3 separate regions of the Homo sapiens genome follow, and all the other regions are linked to region 1. Evidence: read pairs that join two places in POLR2A ChIA-PET (ENCODE). Cell type or tissue: PC-9. All regions are shown on one strand. Region 1 overlaps RAB12 (RAB12, member RAS oncogene family). Region 2 overlaps PTPRM (protein tyrosine phosphatase receptor type M). Region 3 has its middle 150 kb from the start of GACAT2.

Region 1 (5,000 bases):
AATTCCTAGGCTAGGAGAGTGTTTCCATTAAGAGCCTTTTTATTTTTATTTATTTATTTATTTTTGAGACAGAGTCTTGCTCTGTCACCCAGGCTGGAGTGCAGTGGTACGATCATGGCTCACTGCAGCCTCGACCTGCCAGGCTCACACAATCTTCCTGCCGCAGCCTCCTGAGTAGCTGGGACTGCAGGTGCACACCACCAAGCCCTTTTTTGATTTTTAGTAGAGACAAAGTCTTGCTATGTTGTCCAGGCTGGTCTCAAACTCCTAGTCTCAAGCACTTGGCCTCCCAAAGTGCTCAGATTACAGGCGTAAGCCACTGCTCCTGACCAGTAAGTGCCCTTTTAAAGTAAATGGGATTCACTTGAACTTTCTATAAAAGATCCGTAGTGGAAGTCCTTAGGGATTTGAGATGATGAACTATTATGTAAAATTATAAATGAGCAAAATGTTGTTTTTTGTATTGTTAATCAAATCAGAAACTGGTTTAAAAGATTTACAAAATTCACAAGGGTATGAAAAACAGAGGTTGTATTTACTGATTGGTCTGTTTAATGGAAATTGTCTAATGGAATTGTCTCATATTTTCAAATGGGATTTTGTTTTCATGGAATTTAATTAGTCTGATTATAATTTACAAGTTCTTTTAAAAAGTACAGGAGCAGCTTTTTAAAGTTTGAGAAACAGAAAAAAGTAATTGACTAAAGAAATTTACAACTAACATGCCTGGTCCACTATTTTCCTCATAGCAGTGCCTGTATCACAAGCATACTTATCCACCATGAATCTGTGTGTGCTTTTGCAAGTTGACATTATTGCTTCCTGAGTGAAGCTGTAGAAACCATTTCTATCTAGCAATGCCGAATTCTTGATCTTGGTTCCTTCTGTTTGACTCTCATTAGTTTTAGCATAAACAGGTAAATGTGCTTTTTTAAAAGTATATTTCAAAAAACAACTCCATAAAATTACATATCTGTCAATCTTTGTTTTATTTCTATGTTACTGTTGGAAGCTAGCTGTTAATTTTGTTTAGGTTGAAATGGTTTTACCTTTTAAAAACCTACCCCCGCCCTTGCTCCAACAGCATTGCATGCTGGAAAAAACACTAGAGTAAGAATAAGAAATGTGGGTTCTTGCTCCAGGCTCTGCCACTAACTAGTTTGTGACTTTGGATAAGTAATGTAGTTGTCTGTGCCTATAAATAGAAGTAGTAGTAGTAGTAGTAGTAGTAGTAGTAGTAGTAGTGGTCACTGCTATATGGTGAGCACTTACTACACCAGCAGAAGGCCTCATCACAGCCCTGAAAGTTATCCCCGTTTTACAGATGAGGACGAGAAGTCTCAGAGAGGTAGAAATTTACCTGCTGTGGCACAGCTGCTCAGCAAGTGGTCAGGGCCAAGGGCTGCAAGTGAATTCTTTTTAACTATCTTTCTGTCTGTTCCTTAGCTTACTTTCAGGTTTAGATTGACTTTGCTTTGTTGAAAATACTAATGGCTCACACACATAAAGGTCAGACATGATGGAGCCCTTTCCTCATTTTAGAATTTGGTCCTTGTTACAGCCCTGTGAAGATAGTGACATAATTATCCTATGGTATTAGTGAAACTGATTTTCTTTAAGTGTGCCCCTGTCATTACTTGTCACTTGCCTTTTGAATTAAAATAATGCTACAAGAACTGCTTTTTAATCTATATATTCCATCATTCAAATTCAAGTGTCTTAAGCCTTTTACATACCAAAATAGGTATATTTGAATACAGGAGAAGTCAAAGAAAGGCAATCTGGACCAGAATTCTGATTTTTCTGGGTAGTAAAGTTTCCTTCAGAATGCTGGTGGCCAGCATAGGATTGCCAGTTCTTTATTTTGCCAAGTAAGAACATTAAAAAAAAAAAAAGAAAAAAAAAAGACTTAAAAAAATTAGGAAAGATAAGATACCACAGTTTAAAAGTTTTTTATTTTATTTTTTATTTTTATTTTTGAGACGAAGTCTCACCCTGTCACCCAGGCTGGAGTGCAGTGGTGCGATCTCTGCTCACTGCAAACCTCCGCCTCCCAGGTTCAAGCAGTTCTCCTGCCTCAGCCTCCCAAGTAACTGGGATTACAGGCACTCACCACCACGCCTGGCTAATTTTTGTATTTTTAGTAGTGACAGGGTTTCACCATGTTGGCCAGGCTGGTCTCGAAATCCTGACCTTGTGATCCACCCTCCTCAGCCTCCCAAAGAGCTAGGATTACAGGTGTGAGCCATCACCCCCAGCCAAAAGTTCTTTAAATTTATCTTCATTTTTCTCATTGTGCGGCAGTGCTCTAAACTTCACAGCCTGGCCCCCTTAAAGGATGGCAGCCCTTCGGTGAAGCCCTTTAACTCCGCTGCAGGCCGCAGTCCTGTGTGCTCTCTGCCTGACTCCCCTCTAGCCTGTGTTGACATGGGGGTGCACTCAGGATGCCCACTGGTGGGGCCTCGGCCTGAGACTGCTTACGCTGGGGAAGTAGGGTAGTGCGAGTGACTCCGTTTCTTTGGACCTGCGGTTGAGCTGGCAGCAGAATGGAGGGGTCCGAGAAACGGGTGAGTGTGAATCCCTTGCAGAAATGCTCTCTGGGGGTCTGCCCTTGAATGTTAGGCGGCATGACAAGTCAAATGCAGTCCACCAGGGTCTTCACCTGGAAATTGACTACTTGTACTTTATTCTGGAAACTTAGGGCAGAGATTTTTGTTAGAAAACCCAGAATGAGCATCTCATACTGGACTTAAATGCTTAACTGTGTATTTTATTTTGCTATACTGTATTTGTACACAGTCTTCTAAGCCATGACCGATCTGCCCGTGTTTCACTTAAGAGAGAATTAAGGAAAATCATCCAGAATTCCCACTCCAAAAGCCCAAGCTCTGCAGCCCTGCAGTGTGGTTTTGCTCCATCTGGAGAGAACCTCACACAGACTCCCCTGCCAAAATGATGTAACATGATGACTCAGGGATGTGAGCGTGAGAGGAACCAACATTTAGTTCTTATACCCACATATGCTGTGTGTTGTGTGATTAGGTTTATTTAATGAACTTAATGCAAGCTGAGAGGCTTGACAAAACGTCCCCTTTTGTGGACTGAAGTAGCTATCTTTCAGAGAAAGCATGCAGATTTAGTTGGTGTTAGGTTGTTTATGTTGAATAAAAATCTATTTAAAGACCTGGCTGAAGTGCATTCAGCCTTTCACTGTCTGCACTTACAATAAAAAAGAAAGATTTTATTATGCATGACAGAGATCCAGATTCTTAGAGATTGCCTCTTTCCCTCTGGTCTGTGGAATCTGCCAGAAGCCATCTGTTAATGGATCTTGGAACTGGCTGTAGAAGGCAGAGTAGGTTCCTTTGAGAACTGATAGGTCCAAATTATTCTCTATCCTTGGGTGCCAGATACGTTGTTCCAAATAAGCATTAGTTTGAATTTGTAAAGAAAACAGCTTTGTACAGTAGTCATTCTACAAATAGTTTTAAGCAGCATTTTGTATTTATATAAGACACCATCCTGCTCGACCTTCCCCTGGGCACAAAGCTCACACCTGGTTTACCCTTTTCAGAGAGGAGGTGAGTCACGGAGGTAGCCATAATAAGTGTTAGAAAAGAGTGCCTCCTGCTTCAGCTGAGGAAGACATTTATCATCCTCCTTTTGTCCTTTAATTCACGTCTTTGACATTTGGAAAGTATTTGGAAAGCCAAAACTACAGACCAAAAATTGTGCCCTTAATTGAGTGTGATTGTTAAAAAAAAAAAAAAAAAAAAACTTGTGAAACTGGGAAGCACAGCACAGGCTGAACAGAGCACTGGATTCCATAGAAAATGTTTTCCCTCCAACTCTGACAAACTCCACCCTTTGGTTTCTGGTGCCTAGTTAACAAAACAACCTGCAATTCCAACTCCACGTCAGCACTTGGGCGAAGGAATAGGCCCCTATAAATGAGGAGCTTTGTGTTTTTCGCTGGCTTCCTCTCACCTCTTCAAGCCATGTGTGTGGTAGGACCTCAACACACTTGTCGATTGGCTAAAGAATCACACACCTGCAGTCAAATTTTCACTTTTAATTTTTTACTTAAAAAGAAAAAAGAGCAGCCTGGGCTACATGGCGAAACCCCATCTCCACAAAAAAAAAAAAAAATGAAAAATTAGCCTGGTGTGGTGGTGCACACCTGTGGTCCCAGCTACTTGGGAGGCTGAGGCAGGAGGATCACTTGAGCCAGGGAGATCTAGGCTGCAGTGAGCAGTGATGATGCCACTGTACTCCAGCCTGGGTGACAGAGTGAGACCTTGTCTCAAAAAAGAAAAAACACTCCACCTTCTCCTTGGCCACCACTGTCTTCCCAAGCCATGGCACTTGTGGAAAGAGATTTTGGAGGCAGGCATACAGTCCTGCATGTAAGTTTCAGCTCCAGGACAGGCTGCCAGCTGTCCTTAGGCAAGCAGCTTACCTCAGTGTCTTCACTTATAGGAAGAAAAACAAAGTGGGATTTACACTTTCTTCACATCTCACAGTATAGGCATAAATGAAGTTAAAATATCTTACATGTCTGGCATAGAAAAGACAATTTTTAATTCTCTTTTCCTAATTTATCCTGTAGATCCGAAAACTCTGAAACACTCCATAAAAAAATCCTTACCCTTTAATGATACACACTGATATATACAGATGATATAAATTTCAAAATGTAATCACATGTCCTGGGTAAAACATAATCTGTTTGACAGTCCCTGTGTTTTCATGGATCCATTCTGAGTAGTAGTGAAGTTCAATTTTTTTGCATATGAAGAAAATGTTAATAATCCACTGTTTGATCATGGTTTTTTTTTTTTTAATCTCTTCCCTTTAAATATTCTCCTCCTCTTTTGACCAGGAACTCAAATAACATGGTAGCATTTCAGATGGGGGTTTGTCTGAAGGCAAGGAGTAGAGAAGGCCTCCTGGTGCAGGGATGGAGTCTGTCCCAGCCAACCAGCCATCCACCCTGTCTT
Region 2 (5,000 bases), 1.0 Mb before region 1:
AAGTGGGTCATAAAAAGAAAAGAAAATTGTCCAGGCGTGGTGGCTCATGCCTGTACTCCTAGCACTTTGGGTGGATCACCTGAAGTCAGGAGTTCAAGACCAGCCTGGCCAACATGGTGAAACCCTGTCTCTACAAAAATATAAAAATTAGCTGGGCATGATGGCAGGTGCCTGTAATCCTAGCTACTGGGGAGGCTGAGGTGGGAGAATCGCTTGAGCCCTGGAGGCAGAGGTTGCATTGAGCCGAGATTGTGCCATTGCACTCTAGCCCAGGCGACAGAACGAGACTCTGTCTCAAAAACGAAAAAAAAAACCAAACAAACAAAAAAAAGAAGGATAAGAAAATTACTCACATCAGGGTGAAAAAGTAAGGTGTGTATATCGCTCATTAGATGTTGGTTTTAAGCTCGCCTGCTGTCCTGCAGAAGGAAATGCAGAAAGCCTTTGTCTCAGAGAGAAACCATTTTCCTTGTTGCTACTCTGAGGTTTCCACCCAGGGTTTTATGTCAGAAAGTTGGACAACAGAATGGGTGATGCTCTTCTCATTAACAATTTTCTTGTCAATATGGCAGAATAATGTGTGCTTTTTAAAAATCTGGTCTCCAAATTAAAGGAATAACTTGAAAACAATTGAGTGAAGGTAGTTCTATGGGAGGCAAAGATGATGTATAACTGATTTGATTTAGAAACAAATCAGCCTACCTCACAAGGTAAAAAATAGCTTCTTTTAAATGATCATCCTCAAAGCCCACTTCTCGGGACTGAGTTTTGACAGTGGGGACAACAGTAGTACTCTTGAAGTGTCTTGGAGTTCTGGGGTCTTTCTGGCTAAGGGTGTTGTAGAATCACCTTGGCAGCCAATGTGCCACTCGTTGAATAGCTCCTTCAGTGACTTGCTAGGCCTGATGTTGACAGAAGACAAGCCATTCTCTTAAGGCCCAGAAAGGTCTTGGTTGTGATCCTAGAGCTGCTGCTGTTGATGAAGGCAGGGATGGCTTTTGCTGGACTATTTTAATTTCCATTTACCTTGAAGCCAGCATGAGAAGCATGCCTGGAGTATTTTGGAACAGGTATTGTGTGGGGAGCCATTATGACTATAGGAGAACTTTAGGAAGGTGCCCATGAAGTATCAGAATCTAAGCAACATTGATGCTTTCCTGATGTGCCTCTGAGGAGGAATTGGCTGCAAAATGCGCCTCTAGGTAATGAGGCAGATTGACCTGAGGATGGAATGGCTTTTTTATTAGCTATGTAAGTGTTGGGGAATGTCTGTCAAACAGTGATTTTGTTCTGGCATAGTTAATGTTGAGCCTTTTAGGGGGACAATAATGAGATGAAGGTTGTTTGGTAACATTGCTCTATGATAATGTCATCCTAGGAGACTTAGCATTGTAAGGGAGGCCCAGCATGTCAAATGCATTTTAGTCTACAGTGAAGTCTCAGGTGGCTACATTAAAAGCAGAAAGTCGTGGCACAGACTTCAATAGTAATGTTACTCTATCTGCATTTTAACATGTTTACTATCAGCAATAGATGATGATCTTCATAGTGATATTATTAAGACTATTTCTTGTGTAATTTTTGCATCTTTGCTGTTCATCTGAGAATATTTGAATTTGTGCACAGCTGAAGCCATTTGAGGCTTGCCTGTCTGATTATTTACGTAGAACAAATCACCCTAGATATATTAGTGGATCTCTGCCAAACTGCCTTCCAGAAACATTGTACCCATTTATATCCACACCTCTGAAAGATGCACCTGAATCATTTGAATCTTTTCCCACTTGTTTGACAAAAGATGGTTTTCTTGGAAAAAGATCGAAAAAGTATTGGTAAGGTGTTTTAGGCATTTGTGTATGGTAGTACCCCCTTATCTGCAGTTGTGCTTTCTGAGGTTTCAGTTACCCACAATCAACCCCAGTCTGAAGCTACTACATCTCCACCCTTGTGCTTTGGGGCCCTTATGAAGTGAAATATGTGAGTGACTTGAGCACAGGCACTGTCATACGGTGACAGTTGACCAGAGAACGGAGTCAGCTACTAAGTGACCACTGGGCAGGGAGTGTAGACAGTGTGGATCCTCTGGACATAGGGAGGAGTCATGTCCTGGGTGGGACTGAGTGAGATTTCATCACGCTACTCAGAACAGTGAGCACTTTACAACTTATGAATCGTTTACTTCTGGAATTTTCCATTTATGTCACAATGCCTTGTCTTTCACCTGACTTCATCTTATCCCATGGGCATTTCATCATCTCACATCATCACAAGATGCAGGGTGAGTACAGTACAGTAAGGTATTTGGAGAGAGACCACATCCACATACTTTTATTACAGTATATTGTTGTAATTGTTCCATTTTATTATTAGTTGTTAATCTTTTACTGCGCCTAATTTATAAACTTCATCATAGGTATGTGCATATAGGAAAAAACATGGTATATATAGGGTTTGGTACTGTCTGCAGTGTCAGGGATCCACCAAATAGGTCTTGGAACCTATTTTTGGGGTACAAGGGGGGACTGCTGTATGTTTATTGCCTTTTCCTTTGCTTTTTTCCTACTGGAGTCATTATCTGATTTGTTTGTTAAAACTCTTTGTAGAAATGCCACTCACTCCTTTCCTTCTCTTCAAAGTATTTTCCCTTACTTTCTTCATTTATCTTTTTTTTTTCCTTTATTTTCTTTTTTTTCAGACAGTTTCTCTGTCACCCAGGCTGGAGTGCATTGGCACAATTTCGGCTCACTGCAACCTCCGCCTCCCAGGCTCAAGCGATTCTCGTGCTTCAGCCTCCCCGGTAGCTAGAATTACAGGCACATGCTACCATACCCGGAAAATGTTTGTATTTTTTAGTAGAGACTAGGTTTTGCCACGTTGGCTAGGCTGGAATTGAACTCCTGACCTCAAGTGATCCACCCTCCTTGTCCTTCTAAAGTGCTGGGATTGTTGAGCCACTGTGCCAGCCTTCGTTTATCTTTTAATTCATAGCGTTTTTGTACCATAGAGAAACTTAACTGTGTGCACATGTGTGGTAAAGGGGGAATGATTGACTACTTTTATGAGCAGCAGTAGAAGCCTTGGTTCATGGAAGACCTCCAGAGGCCTTGAGGTGTGAAGTGGGGCTGGTGAGAGAATGCTGTTCTCTCTGTGTTCTCTTCTGGTCCCTTTGCTGGGTCTCAGACTTGGATGCTAATCGTTTCTTTACCTTTCGGATCAATATTGTCATGGGAGGTAATTTTCCCCCAAGTGGACAGATTCTTGACTTACTAGAGTCAGTTTTGTTACTCTCTTTGGCATGGGAATTTAATTATGTATTTTAGTGGGAAGGTGTGAGCAGGATGAAATTAGACACAGATAGGTAGTCACTGCCACAACCTGAGGTCAGCTGCAGTTTTCTTAAAAAGTCACTTTTTGCTAATAAAGTTTCCGTCCCTGCTTCTCCATTCATGTATTGCACTCATCTACACTAAGCTGGGTAGGCAGGAATCATGAAGTGGATTATGGAATGTCCAGTGGGTCTGGATACATAGCTCGCATATCCATTAATAGCCTGCATTACAGATTTTATGTAAAGTGTTAGTTTTAATTACGTAAGCATTAGATTTCCTGTAAAGATTTCAGAAACCACACTATTTGAAAGAGAGTACAAATTTGCAAAGAGAATACACATGTAGTGGATAGGTGAAAAGCTTACTCCCTAAAACTATCCAGATATGGACAATTCAGGGTCATCTGTCAGGCCATTTATAAATAACTCATATTAGCATTAATCAATAGTGCAGCGTTCCAGGCCTGAAACAATGCATTTAAAAAATGGGATATTTTGCCTTTAAAAAAAATTGTTAATATAGACAGTCCTCTTGAAATTAGTGGGGTTTAGGTATAAATTTAGATCATATTTGTGAATGAAACCAAGGCCAATTTAAAAAGCTATGTATTTAAAACTACAACAAAGTAAAATTCTTTTTATCTTAATCCAAATATATATTGGTCAGTATTTCTTATTCCAGAGCTCAGAATTACCCAGGAAATCTTTGGTTTCCTAAAACTCAAAATGTTTATTGCCAATAGCTAAGTAATATCTTCTCGTAAACAGTGTGGCTCAAAATTATGATCCTATGTTTATGAAACTGAAATCTGACTTAAGTGCTTGTGATTGTGTTTCTAGTTATACAAACTTTCATAGGAATGAAAGCAAAGCATAATTCTGAGGTTAAGACAAACATGTTTGGTATTCATTAAACTCTACTGAGCACGTCTACGTGTGTTTATTGATCATCTACTGCAGGCTTAGTTCTATGCTCAGTTCTTTGGGATGCAGGGACAGAAATTAGGTACTCAGAAATTTCTAGAACCAAGTAACATTATTTTTAAAATAGTGCAAGTCTGGGTATCCTTTTATAACAGGGTTTCTAACCATAGTTCAGCTTTGCTGTATTAATAGTATTGTTGATGTCAGCACTTTCTTGGAAGACATGTTTTTTGCTTATTCAACTTTTGCCTCATGTTAGATTTTTTTTTCTGCTAAACATTGCTGTTATCTTAGTGTTTGTTTTTTGTTGACTGGCTGTTTGGCCTGAGAATTTAGTTCTGAATTCCTTTTTTTTTTTTTTTTTTAAGGCAACAGAATAAACAAGCAACTGTGTGTCCCTTGGCGCGGTAGCCAATTTAAGGTGATTCATACCCAGTTACTTAATAGTAAAGTCTCATTCCTAAAGGATATAAACTCTATTTCTTGCAAGGATGCTTAAAGAGCTGAGCAAATCTTAAAGCATTATTATCACATTTTAGACTAAATAAAGATATTTTCGTTCATTCTAATTTTCGTCATTCCCAAACACACTGTGGCCTTCTGTGGCATGAGTAGTTTAATCAAGTGTTTAGAATTTCTTGGCCTCAACCAGATTAGAGGAATTTAACTCAGCTGTTGTTGAGAAGAAGTAATTCTTCAGTCACTACTGAGGTTTTGTAAGTGTTATTGTTAAAAAAAAGAAAAGGAA
Region 3 (5,000 bases), 240 kb after region 1:
CATGCGGACTCCTCAGCGGTGACACAACCAGGCTCTGCACGGGTCCCTCCTCCCAGCGCTGCAGCTCGGAGACTCTCCAGACAGTCAGCTGGGGCCGTCGCGGGCCGCCTCACTTGCCTCCCCTGTCAGGGGGATGACTTTCTCATGCTGCCTGTTGCCCAGTGTGGAAGCCATTGGTTCACAGATTTTCCTTAAGGTTTTTAGTATTTTAAGTCTCAGCGGTCAGTCTGGTACTTGTTACATCATCTTGGTCAGAAGCAAATGTTCATTTGATTTTCCACAAAGGTGCTAAAGCAATACAATAAAGAAAATAATGCCTTTTCAATAAATGATATAGAAACAACTAGATTCTCACATGCTAAAAAATAAACCTCAGCACCTACCTCCCATCAAACAGAAAATGTTACATGATGTGTGCGTAAACCTGAACATAGCAGTTAACATAAACATAATAAAGCTTTTAAGGGAAAGCATGTCTCTAAAACTTAAGAGTAGGAAAACATTTCTTAGATAGGAAACAGCAAATAACAATAATAAAAGAAAAAAAATGATAGATTTTATCAAAATTGAAAATTTTTGCTCATCAAATGACAGTTAAGAAAAACAGGCAAGCTGCTGACTTGGATAAAACATTCACACAACTAGAAACTATTATCTAGGATGATAAAGAACTACTATAATTCAATAATAAAAAGACAACTATAAAGTAGTCAATTAATATGATCAGATACTTTACAAGGAAGGTATACATATGGCCAATAAGGACGTAAAAAGTTGTTCAATGCCATTAGTCATCAGGGAGCGGCAAATAATTAAAACCAAAAGACATACCATTACATAGCCACGAGAATGTCTAAAATTAAAAACACTGACAACAACAAATGTTGGTGAGGAAGTGGAGTGACTGGAACTCATATGTTGTTGGTGGAGGTATAGTGGTATCTGGCAGTTTCTTGTAAGACTAAGCATACACCTACCCTACGGCCCAGAAGTTCTATGCTAGGCATTTATCCAAGTGAAATGAAATATATATTTATTAAAAGAGCTCAGATTTATAATATCCAAAACTAAGAAACTCCCAGGTATCTATCAATAGGAAAACAGATATACAAACTGCAGTATATTCGTATAATGTGATGCTGCTCAGTAATAACAAGGAACAAATTACTAATACACAAAACAGCATCAATGAATCTCAAAACCATGCTAAGTGAAAGAAACCAGACAAAAAAGAGTATGTACTACTGTATATATATTATAATTACATTTATTTGAAATCTAGAATAAGCAAAATGAATGTACACAAAAAAGAGAGCTATCCATCAAAAAAAACGGTGATAGAAAATAAATCAGATTGATGGTGCCACTGGGGAGGAAGGAATGGTGGGAATTAGCTGGCATAAGGGACTTTCTGGGATTACGGTACCATTCTATGCCTTGATAGGGGTTTGTGTTGTACAGATTTAGGCAATTATCGAAACTCAACAAATCATAACATTAAATATTCGAGCATTGCTTTGATTGTAAAATTTACCTCAAAAGAAAAAAGTTAAATGGATTGATGGATGAATAGAGGGATGGAAAAATAGATACATATGTGATAAAACAAAGACAGTAAAAAATAGTAAAGTCTAGGTGGTTGGTATACGGATGTTCACTTTAAAATTCCTTCAACTTTTCTTTGTGCCTGAAAATTTCATAATATAAAGTGATGAGAAAAATGTTGTTAAATGAGTAGGGCAAGATGCTAGTCTCAGGCCAAAGTACTAGGACAGGGACTCAAGTACAAGATTATAGGACAAGACCAGTTAAACAAACACAGGGGAATAATAGTAATAATGGCCATCATTTATTTATTGGATACTCACTGTACTGGGCCCTGAACAGGGCACTTCTCAAAACTCAGCTTGCTTAAGCCTTCCAACATACCCATTTTACAGATAAGACACTAAAGCTTAGAGAACTTATATAATTCATCCTAAGCCCCACCCCACAGCCACAAAGTGGGTGAGCCAAGTTGGAGCCCTGGTCTATCAGATCCCAGGCATCATGCTGTTCCTCCTTTGCTATACTTCAGAGGGAAGGCTGGAGCTACTTGAACCAACAGCATTTAAGATTAGAGCAGGGCTGATTTGATGAGTCACTGGGATATTAGAGTCCAATCCTGTGTTGCTTAACATTGGGGATACATTCCAAGAACTGCATCCTTAGGCAGTTTCATCATCGTGTGAACTCATGGAGTTCATTTACACAAACCTAGATGGTGTAGCCTACTACACACTTAGATCATATGCTATAGTCTACTGCTGCTAGGACACAAACCTGTACAGCAAGTTACTGTACTGATTATTGTAGACAATTGAAACACAATGGTAAATATTTTATGTATCTAAACATTTCTAAATATAGAAAAGATACAGTAAGATTTGATATAAAGGTTAAAAAAAAAAGATACTCTTGTATAAAGCACTTGCCATGAATGAAGTTTGCAGGACTGGAGGTTGCTCTGGGTGAGTGAGTGGTGAGTGAATGTGAAGGCCTAGGACATTACTGTGTACTACTGTAGACTTTACAAACTCTGTACACTTCGGCTATGCTAAATTTATTTTTAAAATACAGTAAGTGTGATATGACTTTACAACAGCTACAATGTCACTAGGCTATAGAAATTTTTCAGCTCCATTATAATCTTATGGGACTGTATTTTAAATTCCTTCTGACTGGGCAAAGAATGAACTCCAGAGTTTAGGAGAGGGCTGTCAGAACTGAGGTTCTGCAGTATGCACTCTATGGGGCAGGGACCATATCCCTCTCGTGTTCCTGCTATAACCCCACAGTCACAGTACCTGGCAAATATAGGCATTTCCACAAATGTTTACCAGTGAATGAATAAATACATACAGAACTAGGAAACCAGACAGATCATTATAAATTCTCAAGCAGGAATGTGACTACGTGAGTGGGAAAATCATCTTTCTAGATCAATCTTATTTCTCTCAAACTGTACTTCTGAGATTCTCCAAAAGAATGCAACTTCTTTTGAATGGCTTATTCCTGGAGAGGTTTTTTGTTGTTGTTTTTGTTTGGGTTTTTTGTTCGTTTGTTTGTTGCTGACACTGGAGGTGTTCTTTGCACATTTTAATGTATGCCAAGAAGTCTGTAAGAGTTCTGAACAGTCTCAGAATCTTGACTTTTGGAAGATCTTTAGAGGTTGTTCAGGCTAGCAACAAATATAGGATAGTAAAAGAGTCTTGTAATCACTTTTCTCCCTCTTTGCTGGAGAAAGAGCAAAGATTCTAACCTGACAGCAATAGCACAAATGAGAACCACAAAAGCCTCTTCTTGAAAGATTCCTAATCTGTGGGAGAGAGTTGCTTTATGAGAGGCCAGGGGCCAGAGCAGGCATGCTCCAGGTTCTGAGTTTTCCAGAGAAGACAGGTCTGCCTGTGCCATCTCTAGATTTGGTTTTCTTAAGTGCTCTGAAGACAGTTCTATATGGTAGGCTGGGTAATGGAAAAGAATGCCTCCCCTAAAGATGCACTCAAAATAATTTTCTATTCTGGTTTCTTTAAAAAAGATGCTCCCAAACTACTCTTTCAACGAGATTAAAGCCTATTTGCTTCTTTGTACAAGAGGAATGGGATTCCTTATAGTAGGGCCTTTTGGGCTACTTAGATTCTTTTACAGAACTGGAATTCATCAGCAGGTTCTGGTGTTAATGTGGCTGAACTGCTTCAGAACACTCAGAGATTCTCACAAAATCCCGTTGATGCAGTGTTTTTGTTCACATTGTGCAAATGAGGAACTAAGACTCAAATAGATCAAATAACTCATGAAGTCATTCCGCTGGTATGAAGAAGAACAAGAGAAGGCAGAACTGATCTTCATGCCCAGGTGAGGTCTCTTGACTGTCAGCTTGGTCTTTTCACAACAGAACTTGAATGCCTGTTTTTCCCAGGTGCTAGCAATTAAAGCACTCCTGCTAATACTTGTCAGAATAGACTGGGAGTCTGAACTCAGCATTTTCGGTTGTTGCTATTTAGATTCATGACTTCTTTTGAAGCTGTCAGGCATTCCCTGAGACCTGATGCCAGATTTGTAGTTAAAGGAGAACCATGACCTATCTCCAGAACATTCCCTGTGAGTCTGAATGGAAGTTATAGATCCCTATGTCTTCACTAAGTTCTTAGTATATTCGGAATGGCCCATGCTTACATCCTTTCTGCCAGTCCTCCGTCACTCTCTGGAAGGTGATGTAAGATCATCAATGAAGCAGAAACACTGGGAAGCAGCTTGAAGGGAGTCAGCCTTTGAGTGGGAAGGGCCCATGATTTCCTTGCCTCTTGCTTCTTCATCATTGACAAGTCAAGGTGCTGGCTAAGTGGAGACTCAAAACAGGAGAATTCACAGACGGTTCAGACAGAAGTAGCTTGTTGTCTGACCAAGTCTGGCAAAGCATATGGAGACCTAATTAAAAATGGCAGCCAAGAAAGGATCAGCAGGGTCCATAACCTTTAAAAGAACTCAATAGTACCTGGCCACATCTTCAATATTTAATGCTGGGGGATGATAAATTATTCAGATGAAATAATCTTGGCTTCCACTCACCATAGCCCAAGAGCATTGATCCACATCATCACTAATGATGATGAGCATCACTAATCCACAGAGGCCTTCATGATGAGATGCCAACATGAAATGGAAGAGTGACAGCATTTCTGCTTTAGATTGTTTACCCCTTCCTCACCCTGAGATTTCACATGCTCTTCAGTGGGCCTCCAGGATTGAACTGTCCTTCCTGTTACGTCAAACAGCAACATGAGGATCAATTATCTACCTATATTCCCTGTTGGGCTCAGGATTTGGGGTAGTGAAGGATTGATTCAGATCCCTCTGCTGGTACAGAAGACAATCCATTATCTCACTTCCAGACCAGTGCTTTTAACATCTAGATCAGTGCTTTTAAAACTTAGATTTGCCTAAGAATTATCCATGTATCT

Evidence for each region. Peaks named below come from ENCODE experiments on the same cell type or tissue, not always from the same donor. Only the 100,000 strongest peaks of a DNase experiment are listed, where the experiment ranks them.
Region 2: POLR2A ChIA-PET joins it to region 1 with 5 read pairs; 2 of 35 experiments call an interaction of 5 or more read pairs at or near these places.
Region 3: POLR2A ChIA-PET joins it to region 1 with 6 read pairs; 1 of 35 experiments calls an interaction of 5 or more read pairs at or near these places.

What each region holds. Positions count from the first base shown.
Region 1 is chr18:8,612,624-8,617,623 of GRCh38, forward strand. The region is part of intron 1 of RAB12 (RAB12, member RAS oncogene family); the gene reads left to right. Among named protein-coding and RNA genes, the nearest start is that of RAB12, 5.7 kb to the left of the region's middle. RefSeq lists an enhancer at 1,930-2,751. In PC-9, no CTCF peak of the experiment used is centred here; a DNase peak (open chromatin) is centred at 2,978; H3K4me3 peaks cover 1,334 bases; H3K27ac peaks cover 3,560 bases.
Region 2 is chr18:7,594,184-7,599,183 of GRCh38, forward strand. The region is part of intron 1 of PTPRM (protein tyrosine phosphatase receptor type M); the gene reads left to right. Among named protein-coding and RNA genes, the nearest start is that of PTPRM, 29 kb to the left of the region's middle. In PC-9, no CTCF peak of the experiment used is centred here; no DNase peak of the experiment used is centred here.
Region 3 is chr18:8,857,171-8,862,170 of GRCh38, forward strand. No RefSeq gene overlaps it. Among named protein-coding and RNA genes, the nearest start is that of GACAT2, 150 kb to the left of the region's middle. In PC-9, no CTCF peak of the experiment used is centred here; DNase peaks (open chromatin) are centred at 2,181 and 3,851; H3K27ac peaks cover 2,810 bases.